Regions from separate parts of the Mus musculus genome. Here region 1 is linked to region 2. Evidence: chromatin loops called from intact Hi-C (ENCODE). Cell type or tissue: heart. All regions are shown on one strand.

Region 1 (2,500 bases), 130 kb before region 2:
CATAAAGCTCTAATCACAATACATGTATATGAATAGTAATTATTAAACCTATAGAAAGACCCAGAGGAAAATATGGGAATGGAATATATTCAGTAGGGTTTTTTCTCCCTTGTTGGACTCAAGAGTTTCATGTATTCCGGGTGGAAATCAGACTCCCTATGGAGCCAAAAGTAGCTTTGAACTTGGTACTCCTGCCGCCACCTTCCAAGTGCTGGGATTATGAGCATAAAACCCGAACCCAAGTTTGTAAAATATAATCTACCAACGGAGCCACAGCCTCAGCTCTCCAGTAAAGAACTCTCGTTATTCAGAAAGAGTTCTGTGAGCTGCAGCACCTCTGAGAAATATGGCAGATGAGGCAAAGGTAGGGGCTGCATTTATCCCGTTGTTTGCTATCGCTATATAAATAGCACTCTGCCTTCTAAGCTTTTCATGCTCACAAAAATAATCTTGGCAGGTGGATATTATAGTTACCATTTTATTCATGAGACAATAGGTTTAGGGAGGTAGAACGATTTGTCTGATGTCATCATGTGGAATGTAGTGGTTCCAAGATTCCTCCCATACATAAGCCTGAATTTTTTGGATCCACTGCTATGGGAGTCCAAGGGGAGGTAACAGAGCCTTCTTTTAAAAGCTTTACCCAAACCTGGGCCTGATGGCGCAACAGTGTAGCCCTAGTTACTAGGCAGGCAGGACAACTTAGTGGAAACCCTGTCCCAAAAAGTGATAGGGTATAGAGTAGCTTCAGTGTTACGAGTGCACCTGCCAAGCGTGTGCGACTCCCAACGTCCAATAATCAGTATCGCCAAAACAAAACAAAAACACTCGCCAAGCTGCTATGTCGGTGGGCTGCTTGCTTGGACTGGGTGAAGCACTAGGTTCCACTCCGAACACTGCAAAAAGTGAAAATAAAACAGAAATTTAAAAACCCTTGTCATTTGAAACGGCTGCGGTCGCGGTGGGCGGCGGCGGCGCGGGGCCAGGGTAGAGAGCGCGCCAGGTGGCACACTGGGCCTGCAGATGGATCCAGCAAAAACCTGAGCCAGCGCAGGTGGGTGAGTGTCAAGGCAATTCGTCTCCCTGGCGACTCCGCCCCTTTTCCCACCTCCAAGGGGCGGGGCAGCAAAGCGCGGGAAAGCTCAACGGGAACAGTAATGCCAGCTCCCGTCAGGGGCGGAGAAAAGGGAGCTCTCTTAAATGGGAAATAGATCTGGGCTCCCTCCTTCTCTCGCGTAAGAAGCCTATCAGCATACTACCTTAAGCTCTCCTTGGTTGTGGCCCAGGCCACGCCAGCACTTCCCAACGTCACCTCCCCCACTTCCGGTCGCAGCGTGTCCCAGGTCTCAGGTCTCGGTGGTTCCGGTTTCTTTTACACTCGGAATCCCAAAGTCTGTCCAGCTCTCCCGCAGAGGGAGGGGCCGTGCGTGGTGCGTACGCCCAGAGGCAGGCGGACGCCAGAACCGCATCCATCCGGATTATAAAGCAGTTTAGACTGCGAGGAACCCCAGGCAATGGTCACCCCGATGACGTAATGTTTGGGGGTGGCACCTCATTTTGTGACCCCCAGCACCGCATCCGTTCGAGCGCGGCTTAGCCTGAGGAAACGGCACGAACACTTAAAACACCCAGGTTCCACACGGAGCCGACGAGGTTCCCCTAGACGCGCCGCCATACAGCTAGAGTTCCTAAGTTTGTAGATGTGAGGCACAGTGTCCAGCTTCGAGCGACCAATGGAGAGAGGATGGCTACGCTTCTGAGCTAGCTAGTCACCCCTCGCAACCCAAAGCGAAGACTAAGGCTGGCTTCTTGCTAAGCGACAGCGGCGGCGGCCAATGGCTTTCGGGCTGCTCAGACAGGGCAGGTGGACTCCGGAGCAGCCAATGGGGAGAACCTTCTCCACAGGGCCCAGGCCCTTTGTCCAATAGTGATGAGAAGACTATGAGGGGCCAGTTCCGAGCGGGGTATGGAGGGCCAATCCCATACGGGACTGGGTGGGGCTCACAGTTGAATGACAGGTCCATTAGCCAATGGCGAGTATGAAAGCGGGCAGCCCGGACTAGGAGCACGGAGGGAGCTGAGGGAGAGGGGAGGCCGAAGCGGAGAGAAGCAGGAAGTAGCGGCGGCCGCGGGGAGGGCGGCGGCGGCGGTAGCGGCGGTGGCGGCTGGAACCGGGAGGAGGCCGTAGGGTCTCAGCCCGCACCAGGATCGGAACAAGTAAGCACGCTCGCGGCAAATACCCGCCCCTGGCTCCGCCCCCCGGGGGGGCGGGTAAATACCCCTGCCCCTCCCCCACTTGGTCAACTACCCCCTTCTCCGTGCCGCCGCCCCCTGGGGCGGCTGCTGGCCTGGCCGGGTCGCCGCCTTCTTCTTCGAGGACCACCGGTGGGAACTCCAGTTTGCTGGAAGCACGGCCCCCTAGCCTGGTAACGTGGGAGGGGGTTCCTGGACCCCTAAGTCCTGGCGCTCTTAGACTGAGAGGCAGTCAGAGTGCGGCCGG
Region 2 (2,500 bases):
CAACAACAACAAAAAATTAGGAAAGGCTTTGGGATAATCTGTGTTCTGTGTAGAAGAATCATCAATAAAGATCTAATGGTCGCCGAGTGTGGTGGCGCACGCCTTTAATCCCAGCACTCAGGAGGCAGAGACAGGCGGATTTCTGAGTTCGAGGCCAGCCTGCTCTACAGAGTGAGTTCCAGGACAGCCAGGGCTACACAGAGAAATTCTGTCTCGGAAAAACAACAACAACAACAACAACAACAACAAAGACAAAATAAGTTAGGAGTTAGTCGGGGAACTAGCTTAGCTTATGGCCTAGGAGTTTGTAAATAATATTAAACATCTGAGTTGGTTCTCCCCTCACCCCCACCCAGGTAGTAAGGCATGGGTGGAAAAGCCCGAAGCTATAGAAAGGTTCATTTGGCTTATGCAGTTCTAGGTTACTGCACATCATTGCAGGGGGGCAAGGCAGGAACAACCTGAAGCAGCCTTCCACATTGGGAGGCAGGAGCAGAGAACGAGGCCGAGTGCATGCACCATTTTCTTGGCTTCCTTTTTTTCTCTCTTGATTCTCATACAATTCAGGGTCCAGCCCATGAAATGGGGCCACCCATAATCAGAGTGCTAGTCTCACCTCAGTTAACCAAACCCCTTTATAAGCACATCTGTAGGCCATCCTGAACTAGACTCTCTTCCTAGGTGACTCTAGATCGTGTCAAATTGACGAGTGAAAGAGTCCATCATGACAGTATAGGGAGGTCTAGGCTGGGCTGTGTAGAGAGCCTTGTAAGTGAGTCTGTAGAAAATACCCAACATAGAATGGTGACTCAAAAACAAACAAGGGCTGGAGGGATGACTCAGTGATTAAGACCATTTGCTGCTCTTGCAAATTGCTGATTTGATTCCAGCATTTGGTGGCTTACAACCACCTGTAGCTACAATTCCAGAGGAAACAGCACCCTCTTCTGGCTTTGAAAGACACCACACACATGTCCTGAACACCTGCAGGCAAAACACCCATCATACAAAACATTTTGAGAAGCAATGATGGTAGTTACTATTATTTTAGTATATGTATGGATGCAGCATGTGAGTGGCTGGTGCCCACACTGCAATATGATGTCAGACCCTATAGAACTAGAGTTACAGATGGTTACTAGCCACCAAGTAGGTTCTGTAAATCAAATCTGGGTCCTCAGGAAGAACAGCTATCTCTCCAGCCCCAAATAAACAAATCTTTTTTTTTTTTTTAAGAGCCACAGGGACATGTTCAAATAGATGGTAAACAGGGCTGGAGAGATGGCTCAGTGGCTAAGAGCACTGACTGCTTTTCCAGAGGTCCTGAGTTCAATTCCCAGCAACCACATGGTGGCTCACAACCATCTGTAATGGGATCCGATGCCCTCTTCTGGTGTGTATGAAGACAGCTACAATGTACTCATATAATAAATAAATAAATCTTTTTTAAAAAAGGATTGTATACACTAGAGTCTCTGAAGGAAATACAAGAGAATATTAGGCAAAATTAATATTCAGACAAATAATGTCTGGATTATATAGGAAAGAGCCTCTGTGGGGAGGGGAATCCTGGCCCCTGGGCTGGAAAAGTTCAGAGTAAAGGGTGGGTTGTGCCAGGTAGGGACTGAGGGATGCTGGGAGAACCTGGAGGCTATGTCGACTTGAATATGTTAAATATGCACCTCAGCCAATTGTTCTGGGTCAGAACTTCAACATCAATATTCTCTCATATGTGGAATCTAGGTGTGTTTGTATGTGTGTATTAGGTCAGGAAAGTAGAAAGGTGCTCATAAGGAAAAGGCTCTTTAGGGACCCGGGTGAAGGATTAGAAGGTAATAGAACACGTGTCAGTGGAAGCACGAAGGGTCTTCTTAGACAGGGAGGAGGAAGCAGGAAGACAGGGAAGGCACTGAGATGGGCACCAGTGAGGGTAGAGTAAAACGACATCTAGGATGAAAAGGCTGTAATGAAACCTATTGTTTTGTATGCTATCTTGAGGGGGCAGGGGAATTCCTCCACTGCCTCTAGTTCACTGTGGATTCTTTTTTCTTTTAATACAAGATCTCTCAGTAGTTCAGGTTGTCCTGGACTCTGAGTGTAGTCCAGAATGGTCTTGTACTGGAGGCATTCCTTCTGTTCCAGCCTTCTGAATACTAAGATTTTTCTCTTTCTCCCTCTTCTCTCCCCCCCACCCCCCCTTGTTCACCACATAAGTGCCTGGTGCCCTCAGGGCTAGAAGAGGAGTTACAGGTGATTGTCAGCCACCCCGTGGGTGCTTAGATTCGAACCCCAGTGCTATAAACGTGGGCCATCTCTCCCCTTGGTTTGTATCTTTTCTACCTTTTATTGACTGTAACGGGGTAAACCACTGTATCTTATGCTTCGGCTTCTTATCTATCAAATAAGTTGATAATGCCTGCTCTATTGGCCGGCTCTGAGAAGTAAAACAGTAAGAGAGCTTGGGTCCAGTGATTCTTCAAGCCTTGTTTTTGATATTGAT

What was found. Peaks named below come from ENCODE experiments on the same cell type or tissue, not always from the same donor. Only the 100,000 strongest peaks of a DNase experiment are listed, where the experiment ranks them.
Region 1: it touches region 2 in a loop (2.9-fold over the local background); 2 of 42 quality-filtered maps call a loop at or near these places.

What each region holds. Positions count from the first base shown.
Region 1 is chr3:95,015,037-95,017,536 of GRCm38, reverse strand. It overlaps Zfp687 (zinc finger protein 687), which reads left to right and starts at 2,080. Exons shown (of 9, transcript NM_001357863.1): 1 at 2,080-2,217. 4930481B07Rik (a long non-coding RNA gene) reads right to left here and starts at 2,008. Exons shown (of 2, transcript XR_003954670.1): 1 at 1,260-2,008; 2 at 1-896. In heart, a CTCF peak has its summit at 1,132; DNase peaks (open chromatin) are centred at 1,126 and 1,946; H3K4me3 peaks cover 2,334 bases; H3K27ac peaks cover 1,906 bases.
Region 2 is chr3:94,887,208-94,889,707 of GRCm38, reverse strand. No RefSeq gene overlaps it. Among named protein-coding and RNA genes, the nearest start is that of Psmb4, 1.5 kb to the right of the region's middle. In heart, a CTCF peak has its summit at 938 (motif pointing left); no DNase peak of the experiment used is centred here; H3K4me3 peaks cover 422 bases; H3K27ac peaks cover 467 bases.